Linked DNA regions of Mus musculus: region 2 is linked to region 1. Evidence: chromatin loops called from intact Hi-C (ENCODE). Cell type or tissue: heart. All regions are shown on one strand. Each heading gives the region's core, and the rest is flanking DNA. Links, peaks and the distances in the headings are about the cores only. Region 1 has its middle 26 kb from the start of Ifnb1. Region 2 holds the start of Hacd4 (3-hydroxyacyl-CoA dehydratase 4).

Evidence for each region. Hi-C counts contacts between places; a loop is a spot of excess contacts. Peaks named below come from ENCODE experiments on the same cell type or tissue, not always from the same donor. Only the 100,000 strongest peaks of a DNase experiment are listed, where the experiment ranks them.
Region 2: a loop joins it to region 1, with 6 times the contacts of the local background. A loop is called at or near these places in 2 of 42 quality-filtered maps.

What each region holds. Positions count from the first base shown.
Region 1 is chr4:88,492,277-88,500,856 of GRCm38, forward strand. No RefSeq gene overlaps it. Among named protein-coding and RNA genes, the nearest start is that of Ifnb1, 26 kb to the right of the region's middle. In heart, for the core only: no CTCF peak of the experiment used is centred there; a DNase peak (open chromatin) is centred at 4,355.
Region 2 is chr4:88,433,612-88,442,191 of GRCm38, forward strand. It overlaps Hacd4 (3-hydroxyacyl-CoA dehydratase 4), which reads right to left and starts at 5,304. Exons shown (of 7, transcript NM_025760.5): 1 at 5,222-5,304; 2 at 3,849-3,952; 3 at 1,328-1,455. The coding sequence starts at 5,259. In heart, for the core only: no CTCF peak of the experiment used is centred there; a DNase peak (open chromatin) is centred at 5,340; H3K4me3 peaks cover 961 bases; H3K27ac peaks cover 1,401 bases.

The DNA.
Region 1 (8,580 bases), core at 388-8,387:
CCGAATTAGCTATGTGAACTTCAGGCTCCACTTGAAGTGTGTACTGAATCACAAGTTTTATTTTAACAGTATCCCCAGGTAGGTGACTTTTACATCGCCTGTCCGGTGAAGGGAATATCACCCGAGACCAGTGGCCTTTGAAGCATGGGTCTCAGCAACTTTGACTTCACTGGGTAGCTTATCAGAATGATAAGTATTGGTTCCATTCAACCAACTGAACCAGGACCTCTAGGGGTGAGATGAAGAAAACTGATTCCACAAGCTTCTGGATGGTGTGAACTTCAAGAACCATGGACTTAGAGGAAGAATTTTAGAACTGTAGTTAATAAACGGTAAAGAGAACGAATAGCTGGGTATACCTATGGGAGGCCTCAGAAATAAGGAAGTGTAAGGAAAACACACCAGTACAGAGAAGACAGGAAATTCTCTCAAGCCCAGGAAATTTGGGTCACTTCGTTGGGCAGAAGACAGCTGATGGTAAAGAGTATCTTAAGGGTGTCAGAATGACTAGAACTTCCAGCAAGCTGCAAGTCCTGCTTAACATTAGAAAGGAGAGGCTTTGTGTTAAGGACAGTGGTTTTCATTTCTGCATTTACAGAACTCTGCATGCCTGAACTTTCCCACTGTAAATGAGGGAGACTGGAGTTGAGGGGCACAGATACATAGTTCTAGAAAGTACCACAGAGGAGTCTCATGTTTACCTATGGTTAGAAATCCTTGTCTCACCATTGCATACACTAGCAAGATTTTGCCGAAAGGACCCAGATGTAGCTGTCTCTTGTGAGACTATGCCAGGGCCTAGCAAACACAGAAGTGGATGCTCACAGTCAGCTATTGAATGGATCACAGGGCCCCCAATGGAGGAGCTAGAGAAAGTACCCAAGGAGCTGAAGGGATCTGCAACCCTATAGGTGGAACAATATTATGAATTAACCAGTACCCCCCTGGAGCTCGTGTCTCTAGCTGCATATGAATCAGAAGATGGCCTAGTTGGCCATCAGTGGAAAGAGAGGCCCATTGGTCATGCAAACTTTATATGCCTCAGTAGAGGGGAATGCCAGGGCCAAGAAGTGGGAGTGGGTGGGTGGGGGAGGGGGTGGGGGAGCATGTGGGGGACTTTTGAGATAGCATTAGAAATGTAAATGAAATAAATAACCCCCCAAAAAGAAATCCTTTTCTCGGAGAGAAAGAATTGATGATTAAATAAAGTCAAAGCCATTTGACACAGAATATAGTTTGTTCAGTTGTAGCCTATTGCCTATACATATTCCAAGGGAATAATTGTTTAATAAGTTTAAGTGCAACCAAAAGGCTGCTTTTGTTACTTTCAATAAATTCTGAAATAAATTCTATGTTTCCGAAATTATTGTAAGTTGAGTTGAATAATACTTTTCTGGGTCCAAAAGAACCTCAAAATATGGCAAATCCACTGGTCAATCTATCTCATCACTATTTACTTTCTATTCTTTTTATTCATTTAAAAGTTTTTTGAGACAGATTGAAGTGAAAACTTAAGAGTTCTTTAGAGAGTCTGTTGTGTCGCATGGTGTTTTGCTGGAGCAAACATGTGAAGGACTGTTTTACTGAATTGGGCACAAGTGCAGGGATCTTTTGCTAAGGCAAGCATGTGAAGGGATGTGTGGTTAAGGATTCTTCACTAACTACATGCATGTATTGGTTTGCCTTACGTGTGTTGTTGAGCACCATTTGTTGTGACTCCATAGAGAGAAACACACCAACAAACAAACAAACAAACAAACAAACTTCTGGTGGTATGCTGGCAGCTTCTTGGTGCTTCTGAGGACTTGGGCCAATTTGCAGAGTGATATCAGCTGATAGAGACTCAAATGGAGTTTTGCTAAGACAGACTCACATGCTGAGGCAAGATATGTGGTGAGGCAAGACCCATGGAGAACGCATGATGTTTGGAGGGAGTATAAATAGGACTCAACAGACTGTGAGAGGGGCTTGCTGATAGAGCTAGCTTTGCAATGCTTCTTGATCTGGTGTCTTCAATGACCTTTGCTTCATTGAGAAAGGCACAACACGGAACTTCTCCTGGTGTCCCTATTGGTCCTAATTCCTCCTGCTAACCCATGCCAATTTAGGTGAGGCCTAGCTGTTCCTGCTAGGGAGTGCCACTGCTTCTGCCATGCCAACAACGGAACTGGACAGCCGGTATAACCATAAAGAGTTTTTGAGGGGATAGAGCTGCTGCCTCCTGTGAACTGAACTGCTGATTTCCTGACAATGCAGATGTGATTTGCTCCAAAGAACCATTTCTAATCAGGTCCACTTTCTCTGTATCCTAATAACCTTTCTTTTCTACCACCTCTGCTGGGTGGTGGGCTAGAAGGGGGGGATAAAGCATGTAAGAACCATTATTAAAAGTAAACTTTGAAAAACAGTAGCTATGCAGGTTCTCATTATGTAGCTCTGGCTGGCCTAGAAGTTACTGTGCAGAACAGGCTGTCCTTGAACTCACAGAGACCCATCTGTCTCTGCCTCCTGAGTGCTGAAATTAAGTCACATGTGAGCAAGCCTGGCTATACTGTTCTTTATGAGATAGCCAGGTCAGTAATTTTTCAAGTACTTGTTATATGGCAAGGATGTGGGCTGTACTTACTATGGGTGGCTATTCATTTGCATGTGTGCATGGGTCTTTATGCAGACATGTACATAAATGTATAAATAAATAAAACACTCAAAATGCTTGGGTTTTAGAGCTTATGCCTATTGGGAGAAAGTCAGTGGAAAATAAATTACTAAAATTCCTCGTTTTCCAGATAGCAATAAATGGGGCAACACCTGAGAGAATATTGGACAGAGGGAATGACTGGCAAATGTCTGACTGAAAGGTCTGCTCTCTAGGCTAAGTAGTTAGATAAATGTTGTTTTTATGGAGGTTGTGTTCATATCAAAAATGAACCAGGTAGTTTCAGGAAATTGTCTTCTCTCATGTGTTTCCTCTTATTCAGGAATTCTTGGGGTTGTAGAATTGGGTCGTCCAATGTGACAGTGACTAGGTATGTGTAGCATTGAAATCAAACTTACTTAGAAGCTAATTTCAAAATCGATTCTTGTCACACTAGGCACATTTAGAGTGTTCAGTAGTCATGTGGTTGCTGTCTATAGTACCCAGGCAATGCAGTTAAAATCCCTTCCCTTGGGGAGACCGAAATAAGGTCCACCCATCCTCCTGAGGTCGCAAGGACAACCTAAGCCCATTCTGGAGAACAATAACAAGCTTATCCAGCTTCCTTGCAGAGCTTAGGCTTCTTTCAGGAGTGCTGCACCAGGAAAGCTTTATGCTGCAAGACCGATGGCTTCCCTGTTGCAGGGTAGATGGAACCCCTCTCCTCTATTCTCCCCACTCTCTAGCCCTTGCTCAAGGGAGCACGCAATTAAGACAGTGTGCCACACAACAGGTGGTAGGGAGCATCTGAATACTCTGGAGGGCTTCATGGCCCTCCTCACCCTTCTGTGAAGGGACATAAACTTTTGTCAAGGAGCCCAGTTGGGATATTAACCTTTTTGCAGGTGGGCACAGCTGAATTCACCAAGATGGCAGTTGCTGGGCTCGGAAGACAGTTCTACACAACAGGCAGCAGAAATATCTTCAAATGTTTCAGAAAGTGCTATTGGATGACAGTCTACATAGGAGAAATTTAGCCTTTAGTCATCAGTAACTTAGGTTCAGGAACGAACTTACAGTGAAATATGACTTAGTCAATTTCAGAGTTAGTCCTGGAGATGAACAGCAACATTTTAAAAATTATTTCTGCATTTGCAACTCAAGCCTCTGCTGTAGAAATGAATGACTGTAATTGTAAACAACTGGCTTACTTAGTGAAGGCAAATGGTCCTGGAATCTCGCTCCCACTCAGCCACTCGCCCTAGTGATCGGAATCTTCTCATCCTGGTTTTAAAACTCAAGTTAGCCCTCAATTGCACCTAGAAAACAAAAATACTTTTTAAAAACCTAAACATTGTGATGATATCGAGAATATTGTCTGGCTACCTGAAGGCTTAAAGATAATATCAAAAAGGAAAACCAAAACAACATGGTGCAGATTGATGATCCGTTACTTATGGGTTGGGTGGGGGATACAGCCAGGAATGTGGTGATAGGAAATCGAGGAAGGGTCTGGACACCTGGGCTGTTCCAAATCTCAGTTTAGCAGAGCAGGGAGCAGAGTGTCTTGGGAGTTCCTGTCCCATTGTTTTACTAGATATGATCTGAAAATTTGTGTGTCACATGTTTGAATCCTAACACCCATGGCGAGGATTTGGTCCGGATGATAGAGCCCTCTTGGAGGGATAAAGGTTGTTTGCTCTTCCAACCTTTTGGGAACACAACAAAGGGCAGCCGTCCATTAGCCTGGAAGCAGGTCCTGATCACAGGCTCAACCTGCAGATGCCTTGACCTTAGACTTCTTTATAAATCACCCAGTCTACCCTGCTGATACAGTGCAAGACAACTTATCAAGGCAGCAGCTCTGCTCGACTCTCCATCTCTGCCAGCATCTTTGTTTCCAGCCTTCCTCTGTTTCCCTTCTCTTAGGGAACAAAATAAATCACTCAGATTATCAGATTGGCAAACTGTGGGTTTGGAAAGGAGCCAGTTCCTGCTTCCCCTGCCCAACTTTCAGACTCCATGAGAACAGAAAATGCTAATTATTCTACCACAACCACAGTTTTCTTTATAAGGCTGTTTGTCCTGTTAATCTGGTTCTTCTAAAAGACAGTTTTTCCCTTCTAGATGGAGAGATGACTCGAAGACAGTTAATATTGTTGGTCAAACGAGTAGTCGAAAGAATCCTCTTGAACAAAGCTAAAACAATAATGAATGTAAGAGGTGCTGGTTATAAAAAGTAAAGAGCTTTATCTGATTTGGGATAGGTAAAGATCCTTTCCCAATCTGTTGGAGGTCTTTTTGTCTTATTGACGGTGTCTTTTGCCTTGCAGAAACTTTGGAGTTTCATTAGGTCCCATTTGTCAATTCTTGATCTTACAGCACAAGCCATTGCTGTTCTGTTCAGGAATTTTTCCCCTGTGCCCATATCTTCAAGGCTTTCCCCCACTTGCTCCTCTATAAGTTTCAGTGTCTCTGGTTTTATGTGAAGTTCCTTGATCCACTTAGATTTGACCTTAGTACAAGGAGATAAGTATGGATCGATTCACATTCTTCTACACGATAACAACCAGTTGTGCCAGCACCAATTGTTGAAAATGCTGTCTTTCTTCCACTGGATGGTTTTAGCTCCCTTGTCGAAGATCAAGTGACCATAGGTGTGTGGGTTCATTTCTGGGTCTTCAATTCTATTCCATTGGTCTACTTGTCTGTCTCTATACCAGTACCATGCAGTTTTTATCACAATTGCTCTGTAGTAAAGCTTTAGGTCAGGCATGGTGATTCCACCAGAGGTTCTTTTATCCTTGAGAAGAGTTTTTGCTATCCTAGGTTTTTTGTTATTCCAGATGAATTTGCAAATTGCTCCTTCTAATTCGTTGAAGAATTGAGTTGGAATTTTGATGGGGATTGCATTGAATCTGTAGATTGCTTTTGGCAAGATAGCCATTTTTACAATGTTGATCCTGCCAATCCATGAGCATGGGAGACCTTTCCATCTTCTGAGATCTTCTTTAATTTCTTTCTTCAGAGACTTGAAGTTTTTATCATACAGATCTTTCACTTCCTTAGTTAGAGTCACGCCGAGATATTTTATATTATTTGTGACTATTGAGAAGGGTGTTGTTTCCCTAATTTCTTTCTCAGCCTGTTTATTCTTTGTGTAGAGAAAGGCCATTGACTTGTTTGAGTTAATTTTATATCCAGCTACTTTATTGAAGCTGTTTATCAGGTTTAGGAGTTCTCTGGTGGAATTTTTAGGGTCACTTATATATACTATCATATCATCTGCAAAAAGTGATATTTTGACTTCCTCTTTTCCAATTTGTATCCCCTTGATCTCCTTTTGTTGTCGAATTGCTCTGGCTAATACTTCAAGTACTATGTTGAAAAGGTAGGGAGAAAGTGGACAGCCTTGTCTAGTCCCTGATTTTAGTGGGATTGCTTCCAGCTTCTCTCCATTTACTTTGATGTTGGCTACTGGTTTGCTGTAGATTGCTTTTATCATGTTTAGGTATGGGCCTTGAATTCCTGATCTTTCCAGAACTTTTATCATGAATGGGTGTTGGATCTTGTCAAATGCTTTTTCTGCATCTAACGAGATGATTATGTGGTTTTTGTCTTTGAGTTTGTTTATATAATGGATTACATTGATGGATTTTCATATATTAAACCATCCCTGCATCCCTGGAATAAAACCTACTTGGTCAGGATGGATGATTGCTTTAATGTGTTCTTGGATTCGGTTAGCGAGAATTGTATTGAGGATTTTTGCATAGATATTCATAAGAGAAATTGGTCTGAAGTTCTCTATCTTTGTTGGATCTTTCTGTGGTTTAGGTATCAGAGTAATAGTGGCTTCATAAAATGAGTTGGATAGAGTACCTTCTACTTCTATTTTGTGAAATAGTTTGTGCAGAACTGGAATTAGATAAATCAGATAGAGGACTAATATCCAACATATATAAAGAACTCAAGAAGGTGGACTTCAGAAAATCAAATAACCCCATTAAAAATGGGGCTCAGAATATATATCAAAAGATGGCCTAGTCGGCCATCACTGGAAAGAGAGGCCCATTGGACTTGCAAACTTTATATGCCCCAGTACAGGGGAACACCAGGGCCAAAAAGGGGGAGTGGGTGGGCAGGGGAGTGGGGGTGGGTGGATATGGGGGACTTTTGGTATAACATTGGAAATGTAAATGAGCTAAATACCTAATAAAAAATGGAAAAAAAAATGGGGCTCAGAATTGAACAAAGAATTCTCACCTGAGGAATACTGAATGGCAGAGAAGCACCTGAAAAAATGTTCAACATCCTTAATCATCAGGGAAATACAAATCAAAACAACCCTAAGATTCCACCTCACACCAGTCAGAATGGCTAAGATCAAAAATTCAGGTGACAGCAGATGCTGGCGTGGATGTGGAGAAAGAGGAACACTCCTCCATTGTTGGTGGGATTGCAGGCTTGTACAACCACTCTGGAAATCAGTCTGGCGGTTCCTCAGAAAATTGGACATAGTACTACCGGAGGATCCAGCAATACCTCTCCTGGGCATATATCCAGAAGATGCCCCAACTGGTAAGAAGGACACATGCTCCACTATGTTCATAGCAGCCTTATTTATAATAGCCAGAAGCTGGAAAGAACCTAGATGCCCCTCAACAGAGGAATGGATACAGAAAATGTGGTACATTTACACAATGGAATACTACTCAGCTATTAAAAAGAATAAATTTATGAAATTCCTAGGCAAATGGATGGACCTGGAGGGCATCATCCTGAGTGAGGTAACACATTCACAAAGGAACTCACACAATATGTACTCACTGATAAGTGGATATTAGCCCAAAGCCTAGGATACCCAAGATATAAGATACAATTTCCTAAACACATGAAACTCAAGAAAAATGAAGACTGAAGTGTGGACACTATGTCCCCCCTTAGAAGTGGGAACAAAACACCCATGGAAGGAGTTACAGAGACAAAGTTTGGAGCTGAGATGAAAGGATGGACCATGTAGAGACTGTCATATCCAGGGATCCACCCCATAATCAGCATCCAAACGCTGACACCATTGCATACACTAGCAAGATTTTATTGAAAGGACCCAGATGTAGCTGTCTCTTGTGAGACTATCCCGGGGCCTAGCAAACACAGAAGTGGATGCTCACAGTCAGCTAATGGATGGATCACAGGGCTCCCAATGGAGGAGCTAGAGAAAGAACCCAAGGAGCTAAAGGGATCTGCAACCCTATAGGTGGATCAACATTATGAACTAACCAGTACCCCGGAGCTCTTGACTCTAGCTACATATGTATCAAAAGATGGCCTAGTCGGCCATCACTGGAAAGAGAGGCCCATTGGACACGCAAACTTTATATGCCCCAGTACAAGGGAACGCCAGGGCCTAAAAGGGGGAGTAGGTGCGTAGGGGAGTGGGGGTGGGTGGGTATGGGGGACTTTTGGTATAGCATTGGAAATGTAAATGAGCTAAATAACTAATATAAAATGAAAAAAAAGGAAGAATGTCTCTAAATTGTTTAAAATTCTAATAAAATAACTTTCTAAGAAAAAAATAAAGAAAAAATCGTAAAGAGCATGTTTAACTTTAAAAATAATAAGTCATTAAATATAATAGTGTTTCAATAATAAAGTAACTTATATGAGTATTTAACAGTGATAAAAAATAATCTTATTAATACACAAAGTTGAGAATATCCCAAGCCACCAAAAATAAATGAAAAGTGCGTGGTCAGATCAAACTGGTTTGAGGGACAGTGAATTTTATCTTGGTCCCAGGGGTCCTTAATCCTAACCTTCTCGGGAGCTGCTCATTAACTAGAAACCATTTCTGCATGAACAATCTCCCTGGCACATTTGCTAGACTTCTGTCCTTGTTAGTAGTTACAGAGCCCTTGGAAGCAATAGGAACCAGGACCCTG
Region 2 (8,580 bases), core at 411-8,410, 59 kb before region 1:
CCAAAAGCGGCATCCCGGTGTACACATCTTGACATTTTCAAAGTACAGCAGACCCATTCAGCCAGAAATACCAATAAAGCTCGTTTCTAAATTATTCACTGCTTCTATGACAGATCTGCTTCCCTCTTTAGTTTGTAAAGGAACATGTTTTAAAAAGATTCTCTGAGCTCTTAGCTGGTTAATTTTAATGTAACTTTATTGTACATCATGACCTCCATTTTTAAATGCTTGGTATGTCAACATATAAAATGCCTTCTTTCTAATGAACAAGGCTTCCCTATTTTTATTTAGTAAGTAAAATGAAATCTACCCCATACCTTTTAAAACATTTGTGTCTGTGTATCTGTGTGTGCACCCAGACACATGCACATGCCCCCACACTCTCCTGCTGCTATGCATGAATGGAGGTCAGAGGACAACTATAGAAGTTAATTTTTCCCTCTACAATGTGAGTTCCAGAAATTAAACTCAGGTCATCATACTCAATGGCAAATGCCCTTACCTGGACATCTTGCCAACCCTTTCTTGCCGTACCCATCTATAGTTAATATTTATAATACTAGGCTCTTATTAGATACATGAAGATTAAGCCGTTATTTGTATCCTTTAAATTTTCATGTTACTTCAAGCAAATTAACACAAGGATATATAACACTACACCCTGCCAGTTTTAAGCTCTGTGTTTATATACCAAGCATTTTGCCAGGCATTTAAATACATTAAGATTCTGATTTTTTAGGAAACAGTTTGTTTTCAGATTTCTTTTGAGGATACCTAAAATTATGCTCATCTCGATGGCAATTCCATATCCTGGAGTTGTTAAGATATATATCCATGTAGTAACTCAAAACTTATTTTGTCTTCATGGAAAACACCATTTAATTTTTTTTGTTTTAATCTAGCAATGATTACCTATGTGGAGTATATACAAGTGAATTTTCAATATTCTGTCAACCTGCTGTTAAAACAAACACTTTTTTGTTTTTAATCCCCTATTCTTTCCCATCAAGCCCTGTGGTTGTGATAGCATAACCTCAGAGTGGTCCATAGAAGAGCCAGGCATCACAGTAAAATCATCAACTCTGATCCTTTCCACTTCTGCTCTGCCTCAGAAAGACACATGTAGAGGGTAAATGGCCATGGACTCTCCAGAAGAGGATCCAGGCCGTGCACACACCAGCCAGTGGCACTTCCCAAACACTGCCAATGGGCCATTCTAACTGTTGTGGCTTAGGTAACGGAATCCTGTGAACAAATTCTCGGGGCTATAAATAGGACAAAATAAACACTTAACGAGACTCTACAATAACAGCATGGTTAAACTTACCTGCAAAAACCGTGGGAAAAGCTGATTCGACTCAATGCCAATGTAAATGTGCAGAAGTTCCAAAAGGGAAATGGATTGGCAAACCCGCATAACTAACCCAATAGCGTAAAACGTGTCGGCCATGGAATCTGTGTTAGTGAATGACAAACAAATACGGACATTGTGAGTCAAAACTGCATCTGAACACACATTTGCAGGGCATAGCAAAATACAGACAAGATGCATTTATTGTATGTACAAAAATTATTTTAAATAAGCTACTAACTCGTAGCAATGTGATACATCCCTAGAAAGTACTGTGATACTCACAAGAAGTACTGAGGTACTTAGAGAATGTATGTATAGTTCTTTGTACTTGGTTCTCTTCCAAAAAGAATGGAAACTTAGAAAGTCTTCACAGCCAGGGTTATTGTATTTATTTCCAATGTATGAGATTCTTAAGCAATTCTGACACAAACATAATCCATCAGAATCTAAACCCCTTGACATGTAGATCACTTGGAGGTGAAGTTACTAAAAGCTGATATGTTCAGCTTTTTCATTGAGAAAGAGGGCAATGAGAAAACTGATTTCATAGAAATTTTATGGAAATGACACTGTGGTGCTGAGACGTCACACACCACATTTGCTCGTGCTTGGGTCCTGTACACAGATGGGACTAGTGACTCTGGCTTTGTTTTGAGCACTGAACTTTGGAGTTGGCATTATGAGAAGACACGACTGAGGTATTCGCCTTAGAGGGAACTGGAATAGAAGGGAACAGTTGGTCCTCTGATGACAAACGTGTTGCTTTAAGATCTTCAATAAAATCCTGCCCCATTCAGAGTCTTGAAGGGAGATTTTTCTGTTTTTACTGGATTCCAGGTGTTTGTATGATTATAACTGACCAGGCACTGGAGAGTCTTATCTTGGTGGTTTTTTTTTTAAATAAATGCCCCATCACATGCCCCTCTGAGACACAATTGCTGACACACTAGTAGTCCATACTCTTACCCTCTGCCTGTACCTACCATTACACAGTCCTGACAGAAGAAGATAGTGGGGTCACACAAGTTCAAGGCTCTGTTGCTCTTGATCAGCTTGAATCATTGCCTAGAGCAGCTTCTCAGCCTGTGAGCTAGAACCCCCTTGCAGGCTCACACAACCTTCCACGGGGGTCATATATCAGATATCCAACATATCAAATATTTACATTAGGATTCATAACTAGAAGATTACATTTATGAAGTAGCAATGAAATAATTTTATGATGGTGGGGTTGGGGGTGTCACCACAACATGAGGAACTATATTAAAGAGTCCCAGCATTAGGAAGATTGAGAGACACTGGCTTAGGGAATGGAACCGGTCTCCCATTCCATTGTTCTCAGGCTTCATTTCCAATGAACAGACCAGTTCTGTTTATCTAATCACAGTAGCTGCTACAATTATAGTGGCAAGACATTTGGCTAAGGCTACTTCGCCCACTCTAGGGTTAGGGCCACATCAGAATTCTTGACTGGGGCCTGGGGTGTAAATGAGCTGCAGTCTGATCACACAGCCTATCCTAACAAGGTTACAGAGCTGATGGCCTCCTACCACTTGTGTCTCAGTCTTCCTCTGGTTGAAAACTCTCAGCTCTCATGGTTGACATTCAAGCCTTCTGCTTTGGCTTTGAGATTAATAACAAAGGCAAGATTGTATACATTTTCAGTAAGACTGAGAGACACAGGAGAGTTTGTTACTGTCTAACAGATGAGTGTGATACAGGAGACTTGATTGATGAGTTCAGCATGTTTTTTTTTTCCAGCTACGCTCGTGTTTGTTTTTAGCTAAACCAGCAGTTGCTCAAATTGTCAAGTCACCAAACAGTTGTAAACTGTAATGACACTTACTCATGTGGGGATGGGACTCAGAGAAGGTTGTTTTGACAGTCACTTGGTGATTCACTCTTTAACAATCTGAAGTGAATAGTTTAAAGCATGAATTCTTGACTTTTTAGGAAACTGAAGGAAGCTTATGATTCAAGTCATCAATACCAACTGCTTGTCGGTGACTAGTCATCGGTGTGTGTGTCATGTACGTATTACTTCTTGAGGGATCAAACAGGGTCTTGGGGGCATAAAGTTTGTCTGTCATTCAGTTACTGGCCATCTCCAGCTACCCTAAGTCTGGGGATGAGTACGCAGTGGAGGAATTTTATTAATTTCTCATTGCTCTGCACAGAATGTCAGGCTGGAACTTACAGACTTTTCAAAATGTGTTTAATTTATGAGTTTTGTGCAGAACCAAAATGGAACATTCCAAAGATAGGTTTTTGCTTTCAGAGCAAACTGGCAGCTCTGGGGCAAGACAGGCCCCTCTCGCCTGGTCTCATCTTCTCCCTTTAAGTCTGAAATAGTTAAGTATACTTATGGAAAAACAAACTCCAGAGACGTGAATGGTTCCAGATGCAGGATGCAAGAAGTTCAAAATGAAAATCAGTGAGGCCAGATGAATCCAGGGATAATAGTTAGAAATCGAAACCATTTAGGAGTGTTTACCTTTCCCAAATGAGAAGAATCTGACTGTCATATTTGCCAGTATCCATGAGTGGCCACAGAACTGAATTAAGTAATAGATGAAAAGATATACATTCTTCCTATACCTATAAATACAGAAAAATGCCATTAAACACATCTTTTAATGTAATGTACCAGTCAAACTGAGCAAGCAAAAGAAAACTGTTCCAGGTCAGAGTTCTATATTGGGGTCTTTCACTGGGTTGTCCCTCCAAACCCATGAGAGTCCGATGGGATGAATTTATCTAACAAGAGTATGTTGACTGAGATTGCTTAAAACCAAAGGTAGTTCTTTTCCACACTTCATTCTCATCTTTGATAACATTCTAACCTTGTTTCTCTAACACTTTCAGCCACTATGAGAAAAGCTTTGAAAGTTGAAGGGGACAGGGAAGAAACACTGACGCAAAGGGACTGATTTGGGCAGCTTGAACTCCAGTAGCTCAGCTTGCCAAATTAACTTGAAAGAGCTGGCTTACAGTTATCAAAGGGGAGTGGTCACAATTGGATTATGACTCAGTCATTGAACACACCTGACTTTTGTGATTGGGGTTGCACTCTCGTTCTTCCTGGCCCTGCCTCCTGTTGTATTTTACAAGGGAAGCTAGTTCTCTCCATCAAATGCACATAGAAAGCAGTTTAGTTGCTCAGCCAAAAAAAAAAAAAGGAAGTCAAGCTGAGTGTAAAGCTGTGTGTGTGTGTGGGTTCCTGGGGAGAGGACAGCCAGGGTGTAAACTGAATTTAAAAAAGAAGATTGGTGATTCTTGGTTTGAGGAGCTGGAAAAGGAGGTGAAGGGCTTCCCGGTGTGCACAAGGATGTGTAGAGTGGCCTTGTTAGTGTTAACAATGACTTCTCTTAGTTGGAAACTTCTGAGAAACAAGATATATAAGCAAACTCTATGGAGCAGTCAACAGATGACCAAAACTGCTATAGGGGTTAAAAGGGGAAAACTGCAAGCCAATCAGCATCACCAGGCTTCAGGTAAGCACTCCCCCCAGGCCCTAGTTTCCCTGGAATCTGGCCTGTGACAGATGCTGCTGCTACAGGATGCTGTCAAAATCACCCTGTGCCAAAATCTAGGGCGCAGCAAGGACAAGGAAGAGAAGAACTTGTGGGAGCGCACAAAGAGAAGAGGTGGCCTTGCAGCCCACCCTTCCATTTCCTCATCTCCAAAACTAAAAAACCGAAGGAAACAGCAAAGCCTCTGTCCTGAGCTATGGAGGAGAAAATGCAATCCACTACCAGGCAGAAGGAGCAGTGTTAAACAGTCAGGAGCTTCGCGGGAGTGAAAGCCGATGGGTGGGCTTCTGCCCAGTTCCCTGGCCCCTCCCTCCCCGCAGCCCCCTAATCCTACCTGGGCTGCAGCCAGGCTGGCAGCACCGAGGGCCCCATGGGCCACAGTCTGCTCCTCTGGCACCTCCGGGAAGCAGCAGGAGTGGGCTGGGAAAGCGGTAGGGGCGGGACGCCTCAGGCTGGGCTCGGGAAGGGCGGGGCCTCAACACACTCAGCAAGTTTTGAAAAAAAGCAGAGGTCAGGAGATGGGCAGGAGATGAAAGTCAAATTCCTGCCATGCTGCCCTAGGAGAGCTGGCCAGGCATAGAAAGTATGCGGGATGAACAAGCACATCCGCCCGAGGCTTTCCAAACTGATCCCAGGCTACTGATCTGTGGCTGGAGACCCCTAAGTTCACCTGCCTATACTCTTAACTGGATATAACTAGCTCTAAGGTTGCATGATCCTCAGGGTGGCCAGGGCCTTTCTTAGAAGCCCTAAGGTAGGAGAACGGTTCAGGAAGGAAAGCTAAGGGCAAATGGCCCAATATCTGTTCAAACATGAGCCAGAGCCCTCCAGAAATCCATCCCTGACACTTAGAGACCTGGGTGGCAGTGGTGTGCATAAATGCTTTTGTTCATTTAAGTTAATGTCATTTATTTAATGTTTAATGTCATTAAGTTAATGTTATTCGCTTAAGTTAATGTCGCTGCCCATGGCCAACACTCCCACACATCTTTTCCTGGTTTCTTGGGACAATGGCATCCCATCTCCTAGACAGAGTGACCCACCTCCTGGGTTCGTGAAGATCAGATTCCAATTATTCTGTTCTACCAGGTGAAGAGAACAAAACAGCTCCCCAAAGTATTTTCCCAAAAAAAAAAAAAAAAAAAAAAAAACCACCGCCACCACCAAAAAAGAAAAAGAAGAAATGGGAAAAAATAAAGAAAAAAAAAAGAAAAGAAAAAAACTCCCCCAAAACCCACAAGTGGAACAGTTACATATAGTTGCTGGAGTTGGAAGGTAGTGCTTCCATCTTACCAAAAAGGAAGTTGAGGCCTTAAGAAATATTGTCACTCACCACAGGTCACACAGCTGATAAACAGCAGGGTTAGAAGTTACAGTCAGCAATTTTTCTTCTTGGGTCATGGTTTCCTTCCTCATAGCTGTCACAGAGTCTGCCTCTTAGATGTCCCACTGTTCCGTGTCTCCCCGCCCCCCACCAGGGGCCAGCTCCTCTGTAGCCTCCGTTCCTTCTCAAGCCCCTTGGCAGAGGCTGCACTGTCCTCTCAACTGTCTCCATTGTCTCCTGTACACTGGCCTTCATGGCAGTGTAGGAACAAATTCATGTCACGTGGTCGTTCACACCCGTAACCCCAGCACTCTAGAAGCCGAGGTGGGGAGCTGATTCCGCCTTCAGCATCAGCCTGGGCTACACAGTGAGTTCCAGGCACCCTGAGTACAGAGGGAGACCCTATCTGGAGGGGTGGAGGGAAGGGGGTGCATTTTCAGATCTCTAACCCCAGAGTTTAGAACCCCTCTTTTAAACACCCCCCTCAAACCTTTGTCATCTGCCATCAACATCCAGGGCCCTATCTCATTTCCTATCACCCTTTTGCTCCATGTACCTTACAGTTTGGACTCCCAACACTCCCGAAACTACTCTCAGGGTTCCCCAAGTCCTTTCTACTGTCCCTCGGGCTTCAATTATAGGACGTGAATCTGTGAGCTTAAGAGCAAACAACACATAGACAAGAAACTATTTCCAAAGCCATCTGTGCCCAAACCCAGCAGAAGCCAGGGGTTCTGGACAGACTGGAGCTGGGAGGACAGGGTGTCTGCCCGAGAAGAGGTCCTTTATCAGCAAACTCTTCTTCATCCTTCTCCTGCCCTCCCTTCACTTCTCCAACTCTGCATATGGCTATGACTCCCATGCCCTGCCTCTCTGCACAGCATCCTCCCTCTGCTTCCTCAGAGGTAGGCCCTAGGTCAGCTCTTCTGCAGAGACAATCACCGTGCACAGCTCCATCTCTTCGAAGCCTTTCCGACTCTCTTCTGAATACTAGCTCTGGCCTTGGGACGGTTTCTGGGTATTGCTTTGTGAGAGTTTCATTATTTCCAGTTAAAACTGTTTCAAATGAGCTTACCGCCTTCCTTCTTAGATCACTGCCTACTTTTCTACAGCGAAGTCACCATTCTCAGAGCTACTTAGGTTTAAAACTCTGGCATCATTGCAAAGTATCCCCACCCAATACAGTCTTATCAGTTAGAGCAACTACTAACTTCCTACATTCGTTCACACACTCCAGCAGCAGTGTGAGCTGAAGCCGGCCCTCTTCAACCCAGTCTATACCATCTCCACAGCCACCTCCTGAACCTTCACTCCATCACTTGGCTTTACGTCTCTCGGATACATCAAAGATTCTATTTTAGTACCAGATGAAAAACAGGCCAATTAACCAACAAAAATAACAACAACGGCAATGAAACCTTCCCCATCCAGCAGAAATAGGTACAAGAATTTTCCAAGGAAATGGGTACAAGAATTATTACGATAAATCTGTCTAGATGAGAAGTGAAATTCCTCTCTTCCCTTGGAAGACAAACCCAGTGCACGTGTTCCTGAGGCCCAGGCAGTGATGTGGAGCTACCTTTACCCCACCCCATTCGCAGTCAGAGATTTGTGCAAGGCTACAGAAAGTCTTTCTTCCTTTTTAAACCTGTATTTTATTTTAAATTATATTTATGTATATGTAGGTACATATGTATGTACGTATGCATGTATGGGTGAGTGCATGTGAATACAGGCGCCTGTGGAAGCCAGAGGCATCCAATCCCCTGGATGTAGACTGGCCTGAGCTCAGGTCCTCTGCAGGAGCAGTATGTGTTCTTAACCACTGAGCCATCTCTCCAGTGCCTGGACAGCATTTCTTAAAATAGAAGTCTATCTCATAGAGGGACTTGATTTGGTAGTCCAATCTTATCTTTAGCCTGGGACCCATGGGTGTCATTTGTTGTCTATCACCCCTTGTGTTCTCTGACTCCACCAGGCACTCTCTGTCCCTGCGCCTCTGTGAATCTTCTCCCTTTAACTTGACATTTCTCTTCTACCTCCCCGTCCCTTCTCACAGCCCACCATTTACCTTAAAGAGTTCTATTCATTCTTTAAAGGCTTTCCCAGAGCTCCCTGTGGGAGTCACACTGAGTTAATGTATGTCTAAGATGACAAACACCTTAGGCTATCATTAGCCAGATCCTTCCTCCTCTAGATTATAGATTCCAAGGGGGCTGTATGTCTTGTGCTAACAGTGAGAACCTGGCAAGCTTAAACCTTTGTAAACACGGTTCCCTTTTGTGAAGAGCCCACAGCTGTTGGGAAGATTAAGCAGGAAAATGTACAGATGAAAGAGGGTCACAGCATTTAGCACAGTGGCTGGCACA